2 separate regions of the Homo sapiens genome follow, and region 1 is linked to region 2. Evidence: chromatin contacts called from ENCODE Hi-C data. All regions are on one chromosome and are shown on one strand. The core of a region is the stretch at or near the end of the contact, and the rest is flanking DNA. Distances in the headings are between cores, read along the strand shown.

Region 1 (6,149 bases), core at 3,283-5,782, 1.3 Mb after region 2:
ATGAAATGTATTTTCATTTCTTTGTGTCATCTCTGATTTCTTTTTTTTTTTATCTGACAGCAATAGATTTATTAAGTATCCCTGAAAATATAAACACAAACCAGTAAAAAACAAATCCATAAAATGTCAGGCCTGGAGCTGCAATAAGACAGAGACAGGAGCAGCACACACGTGGCCTAGGTGGGGAGGACGGGTGTAAACACTGCAGGAGGGTGGCAAGGGAGCCCTAGCGTGAGTGACAAGCTGGTGGGGGAAAGCTGGGGACAGTGTCGACAGCAAGATGGCTCTGGAGGTCAGACACTGCTGGCCTTGGCACCGGCGCCACCTGCCCCTCACTCCAGCTGCAAGCAGCTTCACTTGGGGCCCTGGGCCTCCAATTCCTCCTCCTCATCTGCGAACATCTCACCCTCCTCCTGGGCCATGGAGTCCTGGTACTGCTGGTACTCGGACACCAGGTCATTCATGTTGCTCTTGGCCTCGGTGATCTCCATCTCGTCCATGCCCTTGCCCATGTACCAGTGTAGGAAGGCCTTGTGCTGGAACATGTCCGTGAACTGCTCTGAGATGCTTGAACAGCTCCTGGATGCCCGTGCTGTTGCTGATGAGGGTGGAAGACATCTTGAGGCTGGGGGGTGGGATGTCACACACGTCCACCTTCATGTTGTTGGGGATCCACTCCACGAAGTAGCTGCTGTTCTTGCTCTGGATGGACAGCATCTGCTCGTCCACCTCCTTCATGGACAGGCAGCCCCGGAACACGGTGGCCACTGCCAGGTAGCAGCCGTGGTGCCGGTCGCGGGCAGCCATCATGTTCTTGGCATCAAACATCTGAGGGGTGAGCTCGGGCACGGTCAGGGCCCGGTAATGCTGGCTGCCCGGGCTTCATGCCTGGCATGAAGAAGTGCAGGCAGGGGAAGGGCACCCATGTTCACCACCAGCTTGTGCAGGTCCGCATTGAGCTGGCCCGGGAAGCACAAGGAGGTAGTGATCCTGCTCATGGTGGCCAATGTCAGGTGGCTGAGGTCCCCGTAGGTGGGCGTGGCCAGCCTGAGGGTGCTGACGCAGATGTCCTAGAGCGCCTCCTTGTTGATGCAGTAGGTCTCATCTGTATTCTCCACCAGCTGGTGGATGGACAGCATGGGGTTGTAGGGCTCCACCACAGTGACACCTTGGGCGAGGGCACTACGCTGAAGGTGTTCATGATGCAGTTGGGATACTCCTCATGCATCTTGCTGATGAGCAGCGTGCCCATACCCGAGCTTGTGCCCCCGCCCAGCGAGAGGGTCAGCTGGAAACCCTACAGACCGTCGCAGTTCTCACACTTCTTCCGCACATCCAGGAGGGAATCCACCAGCTCCGCACCCTCCGTGTAGTGACCCCTGGCCCAGTTATTGCCGGCCCCACTCTGACCAAAGATTAAATTGTCAGGCCTGAAAAAATGTCCAAAAGGCCCCGAGCCGACACTGTCCATGGTCCCGGGCTCCAGGTCGACGAATGGCCCGAGGCACATACTTATGAGAAGAGGCCTCGTTGTAGTAGATGCTGATCTGCTCCAGCTCCAAGTCCGAGTTCCCCACGTAGTTGCCGCTGGGGTCTATGCCATGCTCATCACTGATGACTTCCCAGAACTTGGCCCCGATCTAGTTGCCGCACTGGCCGGCCTGAATGTGCAGGATCTCCCTCATACTGGGCGTGTCTGGCAGGCGGCTGCGGACGGGCAGGCGGGCTGGGCTGGCTGCTGACATCTCTGATTTCTTTGAGTGGTGTTTTTGCAATTCTCATTGTAGAGATCTTTCACCTCCCTGGTTAGCTGTATTCCTAGGCATTTTATTCTTTTTGTGGCAATCATGAATGGGATTTCATTCCTGATTTGGCTCTAGGCTTGACCATTGTTGGCATATAGGAATGCCAGTGATTTTTTACATTGATCTTGTATCCCAAAACTTTGCTGAAGTTGTTTATCACCTGAAGGAGCTTTTGGGCCAAAACTATGGGGTTTTCTAGATACAGAATCACATCATCTGCAAACAAGAATAGTTTGACTTCCTCTCTTCCTATTTGGATGCCCTTCATTTTGTTCTTTCTTGATTGCCCTGGCCAGGACTTACAATACTATGTTGAATAGGAGTGGTGAGAGAGGGCACCCTTGTCTTGTGCTGGTTTTCAAGGGGAATGTTTCCAGCATTTGCCCATTTAGTATGACGTTGGCTATGGGTTTGTCACATATGTATTGAAGTGTGTTTCTTTAATACCTAGTTTATTAAGAGTTTTTAATAAGGAGTGTTGAATTTTATCGAAAGCCTCTTGTGCATCCATTGAGATAATAATGTGGCTTTTGTCTTTAGTTTTATGTGATGAATCACATTTATTGATTTGCGTATGTTAAACCAAACTTGCATCCTGGGATTGAAGCCTACTTGATTGTGGTGGATTCACTTTTTGGTGGGCTGCTGGATTTGGTTTGCAAATATTTTGTTGAGGATTGTTTGCCTCAATGTTCATCAAGGATATTGGCCTAAAGCTTTCTTTTGTGTGTGTGTGTGTTTCTGCCAGGTTTTGGTATCAGGATGATGCTGGCCTCATAGAATGAACTGGGGAGGAGTCCCGCCTCCTCAATTTTTTGGAATAGTTTTAGTAGGAATGGTACCAGTTCTTTGTACATCTGGTAGAATTTGGCTGTGAATATATCAGGTCCTGGGCCTTTTTTTTTTTTTTTTTTTTTGGTTGGTACGCTATTTATTATTGATTCAACTTCAACTTCGGAGCTCATTATTGGTCTATTCAAGGAATCAATTTCTTCCTGGTTCACTATTTGGTTTGGGGTGTGTATGTGTCCAGGAATTTATCCATCTCTTCTAGGTTTTCTAGTTTGTGTACACAGAGTTGTTCATGGTAGTCTCTGATGGTTATTTGTATTTCTGTGGGGTCAGTGGTAACATCCCCTTTGTCATTTCTTTTTGTTTTTTTTTGCGACAGAGTCTCACTCTATCACCCGGGTGGCGCAATCTCCACTCACTGCAACCTGCGTCTCCTTGGTTCAAGTGATTCTTGTGCCCTAGCCTCCTGAGTAGCTGGGACTACAGGTGTGTGCCACCATGCCCAGCTAATTTTTGTATTTTTAGTAGAAATGGGGTTTCACCATGTTGGCTAGGCTGGTCTCAAACTCATGACCTCAAGCAATCTGCCCACCTCAGCTTCCCAAAGTGCTGGGATTACAGGTGTGAGCCACTGCACCTAGCCCCCTTTCTCATTTCTAATTGTGTTTATTTTGATCTTCTCCCTTTTCTTCTTTATTAGTCTAGCTAGCAGCCAATCCAACCATTTTCATCCAATTATAGCCTTTACCAAGGTAGAATGTTGTCCTGCCCAGGAGGGCATCCACTTTCAGAAGGCTCCAGAAGAACCTGGTCCTCAGGTCAGTCTACCTGTGAGGATCTGGCGTGTGTGTGGAGGGTCCTTCAGCCCTCCTTCTCCCCTGGGCCAAGAAGTAGAATGGAGAAAAGGTACCTAACAGGTAGATCTTGCAGGGAGTAATAGCCCAAATCATCTCACTCAATGCATTGAAGAGCCGATGGAAAATAGTTTCTTGCTTGTCTTCACAGTCACTTATATAAGAAGAACCTTGATGTGACCAAGATCCGGAAGGGAAAGCCTCAGCAGCTTCTCAGAGTGGACGAGCACGACTTCAGCATGAGACCCGCCTTCGGAGGTAGGACTGTTCTTCCTTGATGCCAGGTGGGAGGTTGGCCCCAGGGATGTGATGTGCTGCCCTCTCTGGCTCCCTCTGGCACAGCGCTTCCTCAGATGGTGCAATTTTCCCACTCACATAAATCTGACTCCATTTCCTGAGTCCCTAATTTTCCCAAGGAGAAAAGAGCAGGAAGTAGTGGAGAGGGCCGTTGACTAAAGAGGGCCCACCAGTGACTAAGCCATTTACATTCACAAAGGAGACAGGCCCTGCAGCTGCCAACTTTTTTGTCCTACAAATATAAGAGCAGGCAAGGAGAATCAGGACACAAAATAGCTCCTCTGTCATTTTTATAGAGGAAGAGGCCCATGAAGGCAGAGGTGCCCAGGATCCTCAAAAGTCCTAGTGTGGCCCTCCCTCTGCACTATTTTGGCATGTGTGTGTGTCTGGGTGTGAGTGGAATTCTGAACAAGGCATTGCAACTTTGTTGCCATGACTACCTGGGAGTTTGCTGTTTTGATGGAGTCACCTGTTTTCCAGTGCAGCAACAAGAGCTTAACTCATTACAAAGATTTCTTGCACACCTGCCCCCAAAGGTGCTCTGTTAGTCTTGGGGTCAGGGAGGGGAGGCATGGCCAGTGGGTGTCCTTCCCAGGAACTAGAGAAATGCTATGGAGAAGGTGGACAGTGTCTTAGTCAGTTCTGGCTTTCACACAAAACACCATAGATTGGGCAGTTTATAGACAATGGAAACGTATTTCTCATGTTTCCAGGGGCCGGAAGTAAGATCAAGGTGCCAACAGTTTCCATGTGTGCTGAGGGCCCACTTTCTGTTCATAGACGGTGCCTTCTCACTGTAACCTCACATAGTGGGTGGGGCAAGGCAGCTCTCTAGGGCCTCTTTTCTAAGAGCACTAATCCCACTGGTGAGGGCTCCACCCTCAGGATCTCATCACCTTCCAAAGGCCCACTTCCTAGTACCATCCCATTGCGGGTTAGGATTGCAACATACACATTTGTCAGGGACATAAACATTCAGGCCATAGCAGCTGGGAAAGGAATCAGTCATCTGCTCTGACTAGGCAGAGAGTGGGGTAAGAATAGCAGAATGTATGAGATCCCTGGGCCAACTTTCCTCTCCTCTTGGGGAAACTGAGGCACCAAGAATTTCAGTTGATGAACCTTGGCCAAGACAGACCCAGGCGGGCTGGCTTCCCTTTTTCCTTTTTCTCTGCCCTTGATCCTCTAGTAGGTCCTATCATTCTGGGGCAGTAAAAAGGAGTAGCTGTGACCTCCAGGCAGGTCACCAATCCTTTGAGCCTCCATTTGTTTGTTTATAAAATGGGGAGAGTAATCCCCACATATGGGGTTGTTGTCCAGATTAAACAAGATAATGTATGTAAAACCCCTGACAGACATTTGTTCCTGTCCCCTCTGAAAAACCCAGCTGCCAGACCTTCCTCTTGTGTGACTGTTAAGGGATTAAGAAATTAATTTATCCCAGAAGCCTATGCATTTTAAAAGGCCTCAAAGCCTCCCACTAAATTCCCTGAGCTCTGACACCTGCTAAGCAGAAGGAGAAAAGCAGGTGGCAGATTACAGGCCTGTGACTCATCTCCCTTCCAACCGCAACCTGATTGACGCCCACGGAAGGTCAAGAAGAGGCCACCATATTTCTGGTAGCTCTTGGGTTTCCTCGGGGATTCGTCATGGGCAAGCCTGCCAAGGAATTTTACGAAAATAAAGTTATACTAATAAGCAGCTTTAAAATAGCTACATCTGCTCCAGGAAGTCTAAGCAAGGCGTCCCCAAAAGCAAGAAGCTCCACTTTTCTTGCACAGCAACAGTTAAGAGCATAGAGGCGTACAGTGGCTAGGAAACACAATAACCAACAATAACATGCATGACAACTACCACTTTTTTTTTCGAGACGGAGTTTCACTTTGTCACCTAGGCTGGAGTGCAGAGGCGCAATCTCAGCTCACTGCAACCTCTGCCTCTCAGGTTCAAGCGATTCTCCTCCCTCAGCCTCCTGAATAGCTGGGATTGCAGGCATGCACCACCATGCCTAATTCTTTTGTATTTTTAGTAGAGACAGGGTTTCACCATGTTGGCCAGGCTGGTCTTGAACTCCTGACCTCAAGTGATCCACCCACCTCAGCCTCCCAAAGTGCTGGGATTACAGGCGTGTGCCACTGTGCCCAGCCACAACTACCACTTTCATAGGGATTTTTTTTTATGCCAGGCACCATTCTAATCAAGGTACATATATATATGTAATCTTATTTTAATCCTCTCATCAGTTCTACAAAGTAGATACTATTATTGTCCCCAGATGAGGAAACTGAGGCACAGAGAGGTGAAGTAAATGTCCCAGGTCAGCTGAGGTTGGACCCCCCTCCTAGCTGGGTCCCTTTCTTGTCTCCTACTTGCATGTCTTGGCGCAGAGCTGACATATTCA
Region 2 (6,363 bases), core at 721-3,220:
AATCAATTCACTTTGAAATGCATCTAGCAAAATGGTAGATGGATGTAAATATGGATGGAGAGATGAGATGCACATATGTATATTATGATAAAGCAAGTATAGTAAAATGTTAAAGGTAGAATCCTGGTGGTGGGCATATAGGTGTTCACCATAAATTCTTTCAACTTTTCTCTATATTTGACATTTTTGTAACAAAATTTTGGGGGGAAAAATCAAGCAGGAGAACTGCATCATGGCTGTGGTAATTAATTAGTCCTTTGTCAAGATTCCAGTCCTAAACTGAAGGTACAGGAAACATATCTTACACTCCAGGGAAAGGGAGGACTGACAAAAGCTATTCATTTGTACAGAATATCTAAGTATTTATTGAGTTCCCACCTGGCAGCAAGATCAAGGTGTTAAAAGGAAATCGGATATAGACCTGCAGAGTTATAGCACAAGGTAAGAAGTGACCATCCTTGTTTGGAAATGCAAGGGGAATGACAGGTGAAAATGACTGTCCCACTGATTATATCAGCTTCTACTGGGTATCAGTGCACCACGCATCATTTCACATGCCCTGATTTCTCACTTGGACAACCAACTGGGTGATGGCATCCTTAAGTGACATAGGAAAATAACATAGGAATATATTTGTGGTGGGTGACAACTTTTGAATTTGCTGTGGTATCTTGAAGTTTAGGTGTTTGTCTAAGTAGAGATGACCAATAGGTCCAGAATTCAGGAAAAATCTTGAGTATTTGGAGATTAGGAGTCATCATTATAAAAATAGTATGAGAAACAGAGACCTTGGGTAAGAGCATGCAAAGAGAGAGTGTACAGTGAAAAGAAATTATCGTTTCTTTCATTTTTTTATCCACTCATCAAACTGTCACTGCGTGTCACTAGAACTACGAATAAAAAGTGACAGAATGTTTCCCAGGAGTTTGTAACTTCTTGATGGTCAAATCCAATGATCTATTTGCAATCCCAAATGTGTTTAACATAATTCCACAGTTAGGCTTTATGTCAAACGGACTATATAAAATTCAACAGTTAGTTTAAAACTAAAACTTGTGCTGGTAGTACAACATGAGCAATACTGACCATCTTGGGGACAGAATGATCTAGTTTGTGAGGACCATAATTGCTTTAAACTCTCAGCGTGTTTTCTCATGTCCTGAAAATGGTGACAAAAATATTCGATTTTCAAGGCGACTGTTGATGATTCATTTACCAATCTAAAGCACTAGTGCCCCGCACTCGTAATCCATAACTTGAGATGAACACACCAAATTATAAATATCTTATTCACCTAATCCGTGGAAAGTTTGTAACACCAAAATATTAACTTCTGTTCTTGATCACTCAGCCTCCATAGTTATTCATGTTGCATGATCTGATTCGCTCTTTTAGAATTTCTCATAGCGTCAGGTACTAGCTCAAAATAACAGGAGCAACTGCTTCTTTCCATATCCCACATTGAGGAAAACACATTTTGCAAGCCGTCTTAAAGAAACAGGTCAACTTAGTTTAGGGATGAAACTTAAAAGTAAGCTTCGTCACAAAAAACACAGTTCAACACCACCTCGCCCGGCTGCAGGCAGCTCAGAGGACAGGAAGTGAGGCCAAGACATATTTCACGCAGCACAGACTAAACCCCAGCTTTTATCTTTCCCGCTGGTCCTTAAGGGACCAACCGTACTGATTTTCCGTCATGTTCCGCGCCACTTCCGTTCGCGCACTTTAATTACGTCAGGCGTCCTCTCTCGCGGTATCATCCGGTTGCTGAGGCCCTGTAATAAAGGTCTCGCGAAATTTGTTCTAGAGGTCCAAGTTTGCTTCTTAGCTTACTCCACCCCACCCCCAACCTGTCCCTCCTTTTCTTTCCAAGTCACAAAATTCTCCCCTCCCCTACCCCGGAGTTTACGGCCCTCCTCCTGTTTCCGATTTCAGCCCGGAACCGGAAGTGTAGTGGGCGGGGCCCGTCGGCGGAAAACGCAGCGGAGCCAGAGCCGGACACGGCTGTGGCCGCTGCCTCTACCCCCGCCACGGATCGCCGGGTAGTAGGACTGCGCGGCTCCAGGCTGAGGGTCGGTCCGGAGGCGGGTGGGCGCGGGTCTCACCCGGATTGTCCGGGTGGCACCGTTCCCGGCCCCACCGGGCGCCGCGAGGGATCATGTCTACAGCCTCTGCCGCCTCCTCCTCCTCCTCGTCTTCGGCCGGTGAGATGATCGAAGCCCCTTCCCAGGTCCTCAACTTTGAAGAGATCGACTACAAGGAGATCGAGGTGGAAGAGGTGAGCGAGGCCCGGCATGGAGACGCCGGTCCCGGCCTGCCCCGCCCCCGCCTCTGCCTGGTGCCGGCTCTGAAGGTGCCTCCCGGGGCCCCTCTAATTCGCGGGACCCTGCGGGGTCCACCCGGGAGACCCCACAGCCCTCAGTAACGTGGGAGTGGGGGTTACTCTCTGAGCTCAACTGCTCGGGAGTAGCTGCCTTTTTTCCTCTCTTGGGTACTCTTGATTTTGGATTTGATATTCCGGTGATAAACAGGAGAATGAACTGGTGAGATAGTGTGGTCCACCAGTTCTCGTATCTGTAAGTAGTAGTTTCAGCGAAGATCGTAGCCGTTCTGGAGTTTCAGTCCGCTGGACGTAATGTTCTTTTTTTTTTTTTTTTTTTTTTGAGACGGAGTCTCGCTCTGTCGCCCAGGCCGGACTGCGGACTGCAGTGGCGCAATCTCGGCTCACTGCAAGCTCCGCTTCCCGGGTTCACGCCATTCTCCTGCCTCAGCCTCCCGAGTAGCTGGGACTACAGGCGCCCGCCACCGCGCCTGGCTAATTTTTTGTATTTTTAGTAGAGACGGGGTTTCACCTTGTTAGCCAGGATGGTCTCGATCTCCTGACCTCATGATCCACCCGCCTCGGCCTCCCAAAGTGCTGGGATTACAGGCGTGAGCCACCGGGCCCGGCCGGACGTAATGTTCTTAATGGCCAAAGATTGTATTATATTCGACTTCTACTTCAGTACCTGGCATGTAGGGGATGCTCAATAAATGCTTGTTAAATTAGTAGATCATCAAGTCTAATAAAGTGTTTCCCTTAGCACCGAATGGTTCTCAATTTCTCCGATACCGCACAGCAATACTCGTAATGTTTAAATGCTCGGCTTTCAGTTGGGCTAATGTAGGTGAATTTCACCATAAGTAACATAGACTGGTCTACGATCAAAAGATGTTTCAAGTAGCATATTCTGAAGAGATAACGAATGATTTCGGTGACAATCAGAATATAATATTAGACTAGAAATCGCTATCAGAAAACCCATATCCTTTCTTTATTCTGCAGTAATTTATTTTAGAACAAGATATTTCAAAGTGACTTTAAAGCGTCGTTTTTCAAATTAACAGGTAAATTGGGTTCTAATGACTATAAAATTTAGAAAAGTAAAAACTGCATATATATTTTTTAAAGACACTTTAGAACTTGTTAAAAACTTTGGTTGAAAATACTATCTCTTACCATTTATTTGCCATTTTTTAAATTTATTAAGCACTTTGCGTTATATAGTCCATGAAAAACCTAGTGAAATATTATAGATTGTCAACGAGTTATGTCTACTTTAAAATTCTAAAATTATTTTTAAGTGTCAGCAAGTTCAAAGTAGTGAGATAACGTTCAACAAATAAATTTTTTTTCCTGTGCATGTTTTGGAAGAGTAATGGATTACTGAATTATATATGTTTTATCACATAAAGTAACTTTAGAGATTATTGAGAATATCCTCATTTTACAAGATAATATGGTGGAAAGAGCAAGGTCTTTGGAGTTAGAGGAAAGTTCAGTGTATCAGATATGCCATTTATTAGCTGTGTGATTTGGGGCAAGTTTCCTAACCCCTTTGAATTTTAGTTTACTCTAAGAAAGGGCTAATAAATTCTGTTTCATTTTATCTGCATAACAGATCTTAGTAGACATTATATGCAAAACACCTACCACAGGGCCTGACACATATTAGGAAACCTAGTTCCAGAGAGGAAATGTGACCTGCTTTAAGGTCATATGGCTAAAAGAAGACCTGTATTTTGAAAAGAGGGGGAAATGTTTTTAGTTTCTTTTTTTTTACATTGAGGCTATGATAAATTCCTTTTCCAGAAGTGGATAGTTGATGCAGCTTTCATGGCTAATATTCTTTTTTAAGAATAAAAATTCAGTGAGTCAGTATACAAGAATTGCAGTTTTTAAATAAGCGTTTACGTCTGCTCTGTGGTGAATTGCTATGCTTGTAGACTACAAATTGTTATATAATAATAACTTGTGCTTTATGGTCTACTAAATGCTTTCACAAACTTACTTCATTTGGTTCTTACAACCTTAGTTTTTGAATGCTACTTTCTAAAGCTTTTTACATTCTTGATTCAGGGAAAAACAAATTACTAAGGAGGTAGTTATCATTTTGATGTTCTTCCCCTAAAGCTATTTCGCTTCTGGTTAGGTTTCTGTGTTTCCAAGACCCTTCTCTCAGTTTAGATAATGTTTCAATCTTTGTGTGTATGTGGGTGTGTGTGTGTTTAGGAAATTTCTGGGAGTAGGTTTTTGTTTTTAGATGAAAATTTGTTTCTAATATCAGGCAGTCATTTGGGTTTTTTGTTTGTTTTATTCCCTTTCATGTTTAATACTTAGTTCATTTTTGCATTAAAGATTGAATTTGGACCTTTCTGATATTGAAAGCATTACATAATTTCCATCATCTTCTTCATTTGCATACATTAAACCAGTGTTACACAATCCAGGGTGAACCATGAACACTTATTAGCTATTTGTCAACTTAGATTACACTTCCAGTTCAATTGTAAGATAAACAGAGGAAGATGACCAGAAACAAAAACTATTTTATGTTGCTTCCAATATTTTATATTGTATGAGAATATTACCTTCTAAATTAAGAAAATCATGTATTTCTCAATGTAATTGAATTGTATTATATCAATATAATTAGAAACTGTAAAAAAAATAATAATTCAACTACAGGCCAAATATGCAGCCATTTAGTAGATACATATTTCTAAGACATTAGCTGATCTTGCATTTCTAATATTGTAACTCAGTAGTATTAGTTTGGCACATCTTAGATTCAATTCAATTCAGTCAAATTAGGTAAGGTCTCAGCCTCAGAAATCTGCCTAGGTACTTTTTAAACATCATTTAGTGTTTACCATCTAGAACTGGCTGTAGAGAATGTTGGAATAAAAGAGGGGATGGGTTGCAAGAAGTGTTACACAGGGTAGTATAGTGGAAAGTGTTCTGGACTGAAAAAGAAAATTTAGATGCTGTACTGATTCTGCCATAATATATTTTTGTAACTTTGAGGAAGTCACCACATTTTTCTGGGCCTGTGGTTACTCATGTAAACTGACTGAACAAGATCATTTAAGGTCTTTTCCAGTTCTAAAATGAAAACACATTCATGTTTTCCAGTATTTAACTGTTTTCTATAGTAAGCTTAGCAGTTCTTTAAAGACTGATCATGGTCTCCTATAGAATTCAGTTGGTGACCAACTAATCCTGGGTTGACAGGGCAAATGATATCCCATTGTACAGATATTGACAAGCAGTCATAGAGTTTGACTTGCCAGAAGCCGCATGCCTAAGTAAATGGTAAAGCTGGGAATTGAATATGAGACTTCTCACTTGTGAGTCAGTTGCCCTTTCCACTGGATTTACAGTGTCACTCAGTACTTTCTGAAGTACTCTATAACCAAACCTAATATGGGAAAGGGGAAACAAAATACTGATTTCCTTTTTAGTGTAGTTGGTCCTGAGCATTTAATGAACATTCTCATCTGTGCGTAATACTCTGAGGTACTATAAAAGATAAATAGGGCTTGGTGCGGTGGCTCACACCTGTAATCCGAGCACTTTGGAGGGCCAGTGCGGGCAGATCACTTGAAGCCAGGAGTTCAAGACCACCCTGGCCAACACGGAGAAACCCCGTCACTACTGAAAGTACAAAAATTAGCTGGGTGTGGTGGCACAGGCCTGTAATCCCAGCTACTTGAGTGGCTGAGGCATGAGAATCGTTTGAACCCAGGAGGCAGAGGTTGCAGTGAGCTGAGATCATGCCACCGCACCCTAGCCTGGACAACAGAGGGAGACTCTGTCTCAAAAAAAAAAAAAAAAAAAAGATGATAGAAGAATCCTAGGATTACCTCCTTAAAATGTCTGACTTAGTATGATATCAGACTGGAGTAAACACAGAACAGTTAACTATAGACCACAAATTTAAAACTGAATATAGTGTAAATTAAACACTTAAGCCATAATTTGAAAATAGAGTTAATCACAGAAGGTTCCATTGAGTAGGGACAAGTTTAAAACTAGGTTTT

What was found. A loop is a pair of places that touch in the nucleus more often than their neighbours do. Pooled maps may share reads with other maps.
Region 1: a map of naive thymus-derived CD4-positive, alpha-beta T cell shows a loop between it and region 2 (6-fold over the local background). The contact joins the enhancer-like site here to the promoter of MAP3K7 in region 2. A Hi-C loop is called at or near these places in 1 of 168 maps with a recorded cell type or tissue (naive thymus-derived CD4-positive, alpha-beta T cell), 1 of 37 single-sample maps with no recorded cell type and 7 of 50 pooled maps.

Annotation. Positions count from the first base shown.
Region 1 is chr6:89,297,319-89,303,467 of GRCh38, reverse strand. GABRR2 (gamma-aminobutyric acid type A receptor subunit rho2) reads left to right here. Exons shown (of 9, transcript NM_002043.5): 2 at 3,603-3,709. It also overlaps the pseudogene TUBB3P1. Among named protein-coding and RNA genes, the nearest start is that of GABRR2, 15 kb to the left of the region's middle. RefSeq lists enhancers at 4,749-4,818, 5,245-5,554, 4,940-6,139. Within about 2 kb of position 4,532, at least 17 of the 41 ENCODE cell types and tissues checked have a DNase peak (open chromatin) inside an H3K27ac peak, as active enhancers do.
Region 2 is chr6:90,582,679-90,589,041 of GRCh38, reverse strand. MAP3K7 (mitogen-activated protein kinase kinase kinase 7) reads left to right here and starts at 1,970. Exons shown (of 17, transcript NM_145331.3): 1 at 1,970-2,278. The coding sequence starts at 2,159. LOC124901363 (a long non-coding RNA gene) reads right to left here and starts at 2,248. Exons shown (of 2, transcript XR_007059680.1): 1 at 1,087-2,248. RefSeq lists silencers at 1,838-2,034, 2,031-2,150.